Regions from separate parts of the Mus musculus genome. Here region 1 is linked to region 2. The links are chromatin loops, found by intact Hi-C in ENCODE. Cell type or tissue: left cerebral cortex. All regions are shown on one strand.

Region 1 (5,000 bases), 68 kb before region 2:
GGCAACTCTTATAAAGAACATTTAATTGAGATTGGCTTACAGGTTCAGAGTAAAGTTTAGTCCATTATCATCATGATGGGAAACATGGCAGCATGCAGGAAGACATGGTGCTGGAGGAGCCAAGAGTTCTGCATCTTGATCGGAAGGCAGGAAGGAGAAGGCTGTCTCTCATTGGCCAGACTTGAGCATACCTATAAGACCTCAAAGTCCGCCTGCTCAGTGACACATTTCCTCCAACAAAGCCACACCTACTCCAACCAGGCCACACCTCCTAATAGTGCCATTCCATGTGAGCCAAGCGTTCAAATACATGAGTATATGGGGCTGTGCCTATTCAAACTACCACAGAAGCCAAAGCGTTCCCTTCCCCAGTAATTCTTGGTTGTGTCAAGTTGACAAAACTAACCATCACACTGACCCCAAGAAGAGAACAAAGCAGATGGAAAGATACCTCTTCTGTTTAGAACCTGCATTGCTGCCAGGTGTGGCAAGTGATTTCTTTGAGGCCAGCCTGGTCTTCATAGTTCCTGGACAGCCAGGGCTATACAGAGAGAACCTGTATCAAATAAACAAACAAATACATATATGTTGTTCACTGCTCTTGAAGAGGACCCATGTTCCTTCATAGAACAGCTACTTATGGGCATTCAACACTTGCAAACTCCACAGATGCCTGCATTTATAGGTGCATTCCCCTCCCCACATACACATAATAAAAATAATACAGTGTAATAAAAATAAACCTTTACAAGTGTTGATATCTTACCCAAATGTTATGTTACCTAAAAAAAAAAAAAAACCTTTCACTAAAGGTCATGACATGGTCCAAGCATTCCAAGTGGGTAATTCCATGAACACTCACTCAGTTTTGGAAACTAGAAATTTAAGATGGTCAAGAATAGGTCTCTCTTGAAGTCATTTGTCATTTTGAGACAGTCCTTTGTAGCCTAGGTTGGCCTTAATTCCTTGGACCTGAAGATGGCCTTGAGTTGGTCTCCAGTGTGCACCACACGCTGGGATTCACGTTTTCTTCCTGTGTCTTAAGTTCCCATAATAGGTGTTAAGGCCCACTCCAGTATTGTGAAGCTGTTTCCTCCAAATTCAATTGTACTCTAGGAGGGAATGGGGAGAAAGAGAGAGACTCAGGACTTGGGAAGCCAAGGAAACTGTAAGGTTATGCAACCTGTGAGCGGGCACTGGGAGGACAGGGCTCAGTGGTCAGACTATAAGCTGTGGAGGAGGTTCCAGGAATACAGAAGTCCTCATCTGCTGGGGTGAGCTTTCCAGCGAAGAGCTGCCTTTGGTCACCCTGCTCCTGTAAGTAACTGTAATAAAGTCGTTGGTTCACTCAAGCTAGACAGGTGAAATCCCTTCTTTGGTCAGTTACTGGTGTCCCATGTACGGTTCCAGGATAACTGTCTCCTCAGAAAAATGCAACAAAGATCTCTTCCTGTGAGGACTGATCAAGGACCTTAGAACAACCAAAGTTTCAACGCTAGGTGTCTCAGTGGTCCCACCTTACAATCATTGGTGGGGGAGGGAGAGCCTTCAGTGGGGTTGCCTGCAAGCTGTGCAAGGAGTCCCGTGATGAGGCTTCTGGGATTCATCCCTATACCAAGTGGGTGTTACGATGGAACTGCCTAAATTACCCGTGCTCCAGGGAACACCGGTTAATCAGGGTAAACCTGGGTGGGCACCAAAGAAATAGTTTCAGGGCCTGGACAGATGGATCAGTGGTTAAGAGCCTGGCTGCTCTTCCAGAGGACAGCAGTTCAATCCCCTGCTCATAACTGCCTGTAACTCCAGTTCCTGAGGATCTAATGTCCTCTTCTGACCTCTGTGAGCTCCCGCACATGCACACTTTATATATTTTTTTTTAATTTTTAAAATTTGTTAAAATATCTAATAAAAAAATTGTTAAAAAAAATTTTGTTCAATGTGAGTGCTCTGCTGCATATACATCCACAAGCCAGAAGAGGGCATCAGATCTCCGTATAGATTATGAGCTACCACGTGGTTGCTGGGAATTCAACTCAGGACCTCTGGAAGAGCAACCACTGCTCTTAACCTCTGAGCCATCTCACCAGCCCCACAACACACATGTTTTTGAGACAGGGTTGAACTTTGTTGCTTTAGATGACCTGGAACTTTCTATGTAGACCATACTTGCTATGCTATGTAGACCTGCCTCTCAAGTGCTGGCCTTGAAAGTGTATATACCACCACACACGCTAAATATGCTTTTTAAAAAACAGGTCCACCCAAGTCTACCTGGTAAAAGGACACTTTATATTTCCCCTGAAGAATCCACACAGCCCCTATTACCTACTTCACTTTGCCTTAATTAGCTTTTTTAAAAATAAATAAATAAATAAATTTTTGGTTTTTTCGAGACAGGGTTTCTCTGTGTAGCCCTGGCTGTCCTGGAACTCACTTTGTAGACCAGGCTGGCCTCGAACTCAGAAATCCGCCTGCCTCTGCCTCCCAAGTGCTGGGATTAAAAGCATGCGCCATCACTGCCCGGTGGGATTCTTTTTTAAATAAACTTTTAAAACATGATTTTTTTTTCATTGTATGCGCATTGGTGTTTTGCCTGCATGTATGAAGGTGTCATATCTCCTGGCAATGGATTACAGCCCACCTTAACTAGCTCTTTAAAGACTATTTCCACATACGGCTGGCTGCATTGTGAGGAAGGGGTTAGGCCTTCATGATATGGATCTAGGACGGGAGAGACCCGATAGCCATAATTAGGGAGGACTGATGGGGACTGCTCATGAGTACACACTTCTGAAGATAGCGGCAATCCAGCACCACTGTGACAGTGTGCTGCAGTGTTTGGTATTAGAGCTCACTGTTAGAGATGCTGTCAAACCAGCTGGCATTGGAATTGGGGGATTTTTCTTATTTATCATGTCCGTGTGTAATGCACACACTCATACGGGAGTCAGAGGACAACTTATGGAAGTCTGTTCGTCCGGTTACGTGACTCCCAGGGATGAAACTCGGGTTGTTATGTTTGGCAGCAAATGCTGTTACACCATCTCACCAGCCCCTGGGATTGAGACACTTCGTGAATCTTCAAGGACCAAATTGTGGCCTCTGGTCATCATTTTGTCAAGGGGTAGGTAGTATCATCTCTTCTCACTAACACACTGTTTCCTTCACACTAGACACTGTTCTAAGTCCTTGTCAATCAGCAGCTCCTCTAGTTCTGTGGGAATCCTGTGAACTAGGTGCTGTTAACCTTTCTTCTCCAGGGCCAGCAATGTGCCCAAATTCTCTATGCTCACACAGCTAATACAGAAATACAGCAAGCAGGGCCAGGCTGGTGCCCATTGCTGTGCTGTGCTGTGCTGTGCTGTGCTGTGCTGTGCTGTGCTGTGTGAGAGCCACACACCACTATGAGAGTTTAACTATCCTTGCCTCGAAGAGGAGGAAGCAGGCTCAGAGAGCTACATGATTTGCTTAAGGGAGTTAGGAGGAAACCAGGCCTCCCATCAACTGGCTAATTGTTAGGAACAGTGTGGACATGTGCCCAGGTAAGTGTCTATGTGATGGGTAAAATGAGAAAATAAAATGGGGGAGGAACTGGGAAGAAAAGAGGTGAAGCTGGGCTGTGATGGTGCACACCTTTAATCCCAGCACTCAGGAGGCTGAGACAGGTAGATCTCTCAGTTTGAGGCCATCCTGGTGTAGAGTGAGTTCCAGAACAGCCAGAGCTATGCAGAGAAACCCTGTCTTGGGGGGAATGGGGTGGAATGTTCCATTAGCCAGGTACAATGGCTCACTCCTTTGGTCCCAGCTCTTGGGAGGCAGTCAGGCAGATATCTGAGTTTGAGGCTACCCTGGCTTACAAAGCAAGTTCCATGACAGCCAGGGTACACAGAGAAATCTTGTCTCAAAGCAGAAAGACAGAGACAGAGACAGAGAGACAGAGAGAGGGAGAGAGGGAGAGACAGAGGGAGGCGGAGAGAGAGAGAGAGAGAGAGAGAGAGAGAGAGAGAGAGAGAGAGAGAGAGGAAAAAGGAAAAGAAAACAAAACAAAAGAAAAAGAACCAAGAATCAGCAGCAAGGCGAACATTCAACTCCTCTCCCTGATGCCAAGTGTCCTGCCTGCTGCTTTCCTGCTGTCAAAACCTCTGGCCTAAGGCTTGCCTGCATCCTGGCAGACAGCCTTTGACAAGGCTTCCAAAGAGCATAACCTGCCAGGGGCACCAAGGCCAGTGTCAGAAGTGTCAAAGGGGACACCAAACAGGTTCTCCGGTGGTGCAGTGCCTATATCCCTGGGACAGCCACCTTTCAGCTTGGAGTGGGTGCAGCAGGAACCCTCGTGACCTTGCTGCTGACATTCCTCAGAAACCACGTGGCTCCAACTGGCAGGGACAGCTGCAGACAGGGGCTGAACCAGCCTTGTTCCCAGGGTGGCGCCCGTTGTCCATCCAGGCCCTGCTTAGCTTTTTGCCTGGTGTGCTCCCCCCACCCCCACTCCCCAGAGATCAGCCGACACCGTGGGTCCAACACCATGAGGGTCTAAAGACACCTAGCCAGCCACGGTCTTTCCGAGTGGCCAGGCTGTGGGAAGATGGGGCAGGACCAGACAAAGCAACAGATTGAAAAAGGACTGCAGCTGTACCAGTCCAACCAGACAGAGAAGGCACTGCAGGTGTGGATGAAGGTGCTGGAGAAGGGCTCTGACCTCGTGGGCCGCTTCCGGGTACTGGGCTGCTTGGTAACAGCTCACTCGGAGATGGGCCGCTACAAAGAGATGCTGAAGGTACACATTACCCTTCCAGGGTGCTGTGGGAGGGCCCAGGTGCTGTGAGAAGATTGGGAACAGGACTGGGTGGCTTCCAACTCCCAGACACCCTTGTATCTTCCTGAGTGAGAACCTCTGGGTCTCATAGGCTAGTGTCTGGTCTGAAGTTTTGAATATGCATGGGAGATCCTGAGTCTTAGTTGGCTGGGTATCGTCAGAGTCAGGCCTGTGGCCTTTGACC
Region 2 (5,000 bases):
GCAAAGGCTGGGCAGCTCCCAGGTGCCCCAGTCAGGGAAGGTCACAGGCCTCAAACTTAGCTTTAAACCTCACTGGAATATCTTCAACAGCTCAGGCTCGACACCTTTCTCTCTCGGCAGCCATCGGATGACTTGGTTACTTACGATTCAGAGCTATACCAACGTCCAATGCATGACTACTACTCCTTCGTGGGCAGCGATGGAGAAAGCCATAGCGGTGAGTACCTGGTCCTCCACCCCTCATCCCAGCATGCCCTGGGGCTGGAGAGAGGAAAAGACTCCTGAAGTTACTTGGAATTCTGAGAGTAAGATGCAGGCAGCAACTTCATCCCTGTATCCCACAATGTCAGCCCTATCTCTGATCCCTGAGCATCTTCTTGTGCCAAGGGCAAATTTAGTTTCTTTCTCATTTATCTTGTCTGGTCCTTGGGGACTTTAAAAAAAATAGATTTATTTTCATACAAAATATTCTTATTGTGGGTCGCCCTTCCCCAACTCATTCCAGATTCTCTCCACCATCCAAATCCACACCTTCACTTTCTCTCTGATTAGGAAACAAATAGACACTTAAAAATAACATAAGATAAAATAAAAACAAACCAGAATAAAAATAAAAAACAAACAGACAGACAGAAAAAAAAAAGAGCCAAAAGAAAAAGTGCAAGAAACACATATAAGCCTGGTCTACAGAGTGAGTTCCAGGACAGCCAGGGCTACACAGAGAAACCCTGTAATCCTCTCTCGGGGGGAAAAAAGAAAGAAAAGAAAGAAGTGAGAGAGAGACAGAGAGAGAGAGAGACAGAGAGAGGGGGGAAGAAGGAAGAGAGAGAGAGAGAGGAAAGAAGGAAGAGAGAGGAAAGAAGGGAGAGAGAGAGAGAGAGAGAGAGAGAGAACACATTCACACACAGAGAGAGAAGTCCCATAAAAATTTAAAACCAGAAGACCATAAGGTTTGATTTTTAAAAGTGCCCAAAGTATTGTGAGACAAAACCAAAAACAAGACAAAACTCCAAAACCACACTGAGTTCATCAGTGTTGCGTTCTGCTTGGCCCTCCACCCAGGGAGCGCGGAGCTCGACCTGCCCTTAAATGTGGTTTGTACACCTGCTGAGACTCCACGGAAGAAAACTAATCTTTTCTCTGTGGGTGCTTATCACTGGAGAGAGAGTCTGGGTTAGCGAAGGGGAGCGTAGTCCACTTTCCATCTCAGCACTGGGTGGAACCCCATCTGGCTTGGGCCTGGGCAGCCTGGGGTCTTTTTAATAAACGAGGACAGGTGGGGAGCTGAGTGACTTGATTAGGCCAGTGACCTCTGGTCCACGTGACCTGTCCTGTGCCTGTGCTCTTTCCTAACCACTCATTCTAGCGCGTTCTCTCTTTTCTTGCTATTCCCCTTTATCCAAAACCCCCTTTGGAAAACCTCCCTTCCTTACTGTGTGGCTAACAGCCTTTCTCTATTGCACTACTGAGATTTGGGACTTGGTAATTCTGTTGGCAAAAGGCTTAGCAACTTTAAAACAAACAAACAAACAACTTTTAGTAGATGCCAGAGGGTCTCCAGTCTTGGTCAAGGGAAAGCCTCCGAGTGTCCCTTGTTCAGCATACACCAAGCCCTCCACCCCAGGTCTGATGGAGATAGTGAAGAGGCCTGGCCCCAACTGTCCACCCAAAACCCAGCCTTGTTCTCTAGAAAGTTAAGGGGAGAGGGAAGAGACACTTAGTGCCTGGGGAAGGTCGCCTGAAACAAACCAGGAAGCACAGCCACCTTGTTCCAGACCGGGATGGGGGATTCTCCGTAATTCGTGAATCTGGAGGTTCAAGGTCAAAAATGCTCAGCACCTCAGCCACACCTGACAGCCACACCCAGGACTGTCACTTGTGATGCCACACAGTTAAGGCTTTTTCATTTGGAAGCCAAACCTTGAGAGCACCTTCACCTGGCACTCAGCATGAAGTCCTCTGGAAGTGTGTCCTGCCAGGAGGGTCCACCTCAGGGGCACAGGGTCCTTTCAGGACCACCCCCACCCCACCCCCACCCCCAGTGCTAGGAAAGCTTCCAAATGCCTTCTTTTGTTCTTCTTAGACATGTTCAAAGTGTACAAGAAACACACCCTCCCTGGGTGAAGTTCAGATAACATACGTTATCTCCGCCTGCGTTATACTTATTTTCCCCCACACAGATTAAGAACCAGGTCTGAGTGACTGACACCATAGCCACCCACCCTTCCAGCAGAGTTGGAGGACTGACCGAAATCTCCCTGAGTTTGAGGAGGGCTCCCCCTGGTGGCTCAGGTCTCACAAGCAAAGCAGGGCTTGGAGCCTCTTTCTCAGTCCCGGTTGCTTTCTCTTTGGCCTAGTCTACGTTTAGATAGAGGCATTTCCTTCAAGAGTTTGGCCTCCTCACTTTTACCTTTATGCAGTTGCCCGAATATCTAGATATCAGATGTGGGAGTGTGGCTGAAGATGGAGCCAGCACTTCATAGAAGCTGGGTTTCCCTGGCTCAGAGTTCCAAGGAGTTCTTTGTATCTGGAGCAGGGCTATAGAAATGGCTCTATACTTAAGGCGAAAGCCCAGAATTCCTTCAGAGACTCTTCCAGGGTCTCTGGGTGCCCTGTCCACCCCCACCTCTGCAGTCATTAGCCATCTGAGTATCGGTGCTGTCCCGGATCCCTACTGGAACATTCTATTAGAAGACTCAAGAAAAGTTTTCTGCCTTTCCCATCCTTCTGCTGATTGCTGCCTGTCCTTTGTGTCCACACTGTAAGAAAGCGATACTTAGTGGAATAATTTCTTCATTGACTTCAGCAGTTGCCAGCCTTGGGGCAAGCAACAGAGCCTCTCTGAGTGCCCCTACCTCATCTGGGAAACTGAGATCATGGAAGCATCTCGCAGAATTATAACAGGTTGATGAGGTGACATGTGTCCTCTGTGAGGCTGTGTGTACCATGCTAAGTACGGGACCGGGTGAGGGCTCAGTATGTGTTGTTAGCATTGCTGTACCCAAGAGAGCAAGCGAGCAGCGAGGGCAGTGGTTCTCAACCTTCCCAGTACTATGACTCTTTCATACACCTCCTCATGTTGTGGTGACACACAATTATTTTTTTGTTTCTTCATAACTGTGATTTTGCTACTGTTATGAATCCTAATGTAAATATCTGATATGGAGGATATCTGATATGCAAACCCCAAAGGAGTCACGGCCTGGGTGATAGCCATCCATCTCTATCCATCCACTCACCTATACATCCACCCATCCATCCACCCACCTATTCATCTATCCATCCATCCATCCACCAATCCATCATCCATCCATCTACCCACCCACCTATCCATCTATCCATCCATCCATCCATCACCCATCCATCTACCCATCTTTCTATCCACTCACCTACCCACCTATCCATCTATCCATCCTCTATGCATTTACCCTTCTACCTATCTACCCACTCATCTACTCACTCTCTCATCTACCCATACCCATCCTTCCACTCATTTTACACCTCCCCTCCTCTACTCATGGGTGTGTGGAAGCTCTGTTCACATGATGTTCAGGGAAGCCTTTGAGAGGGTAATGGCTAAGCTGAAATCTTCCTGAAGAGAAAGGACCATACATGTGAGGTGGATGGGGACAGGGAGCAGCAAAAACAAGAGCAGGAAGCCAGACACATGGCTACAGATCATCATCAGGAGACAACATGAAACCAAAGTGGCCATCAAAAGGCAGATCAAAAAAGGTTTGAGGGCCATGGAGGAGTATATGTTGTATCCTGTGTCTTTGCCAGGACAGCCCTCTGCTACTAAGCTGTAATTAATCTTACTGGAGAGTTTTGGACAAGGAAATTACATGATCTGAATAGCCTTATGTTTGGTGAAAATTTAAATATGCTTTCTATTTTTATATTCTCTCTCGCTCTCTCTCTCTGTATGTGGGGTGTGTGTGTGTGTGTGTGTGTGTGTGTGGTGTGCACGTAGTAAGAGAACAACTTGTGGAAGCCATCTTGCCAGCCTGAAATACATTTTTAAATGTTTAATTTAAAACTATCAAAATGGCAAACGCTCAGGTGCTGGAGAGAGCCGTGCAGATAAGAGCACCAGCTGATCCTGCCGAGGACTCAGCGGGGCTCCCACCACCTCTATGGTGGCTCACAGCTGTCTGTAACTCACATGTGCACATGGTACATTGGCGTACATTACAAGATCTGAATAGCTTTATGTGTGGCAGACAAAACGTTTGCACACATAAAATAAAAGCAAATCTTAAAACAAGCTCTCAATGCCGTAGTGAGAAACATACAGCACCTCAGGCAAAGCCTTCTCCTCTCTCACCTCCCCGCTGCCGGTGACACTTGCAGTAAGCTTGTGGTACATCTATTATCCTGTGTGTTTGATATCACCTTGCTCTGGAGAACACCTGTCCTTTCAGAGCCCTGGAATCACGGAGGGTTGGGGGGAGCTGCTACTTACACCACAAATTTACATGGTGGATGTCCAGTGCTTTATCCACTGAGCCATCCCCCCAGCCCCACAAACATCGCTGTTTACTGAGAGCCTTCTAGGTGTTCAGAGATTAGTCAGCTCAGTCTTCCAGTTTGAGACATGTATGTGTACGTGCACATAGGCTGTGAGGAGGAGCATTTGACAACAGCAATTCCCAACACGATGCTCACAGTTCTGCAGGCTTCCAATCCTGGCTGTCCTGGAATTCACTCTGTAGACCAGGCTGGCCTCGAACTCAGAAATCTGCCTGCCTCTGCCTCCCAAGTGCTGGGATTAAAGGTGTGTGCCACCACTACCTGGCAGGCTTCCCGTTGTTATATGGTAATACATCTGAACAGACGTGCCCATTGTTATGATCATGTGACTAGGACATAGCTCTGCTGACCCTTAGAGTCTCCTTTAAATATCTGTTCTACCTTTCCAACTGTGTTTCTCAGTGATACTGTTGAGGGGCGATAAGAGCCCAGACTGCTATATGAGGTGTCTTAACTCTTCCGTAATG

The links. A loop is a pair of places that touch in the nucleus more often than their neighbours do. Peaks named below come from ENCODE experiments on the same cell type or tissue, not always from the same donor. Only the 100,000 strongest peaks of a DNase experiment are listed, where the experiment ranks them.
Region 1: it touches region 2 in a loop (2.4-fold over the local background); 11 of 42 quality-filtered maps call a loop at or near these places.

The regions. Positions count from the first base shown.
Region 1 is chr2:91,031,212-91,036,211 of GRCm38, forward strand. It overlaps Gm13777, which reads right to left and starts at 64. Exons shown (of 1, transcript XM_035096981.1): 1 at 1-64. Rapsn (receptor-associated protein of the synapse) reads left to right here and starts at 4,416. Exons shown (of 8, transcript NM_009023.3): 1 at 4,416-4,777. The coding sequence starts at 4,586. It also overlaps Gm13778. In left cerebral cortex, a CTCF peak has its summit at 1,959 (motif pointing right); no DNase peak of the experiment used is centred here.
Region 2 is chr2:91,099,310-91,104,309 of GRCm38, forward strand. Spi1 (spleen focus forming virus (SFFV) proviral integration oncogene) reads left to right here. Exons shown (of 5, transcript NM_011355.2): 2 at 121-217. Among named protein-coding and RNA genes, the nearest start is that of Spi1, 5.1 kb to the left of the region's middle. In left cerebral cortex, a CTCF peak has its summit at 2,288 (motif pointing left); DNase peaks (open chromatin) are centred at 2,281 and 4,065; H3K27ac peaks cover 200 bases.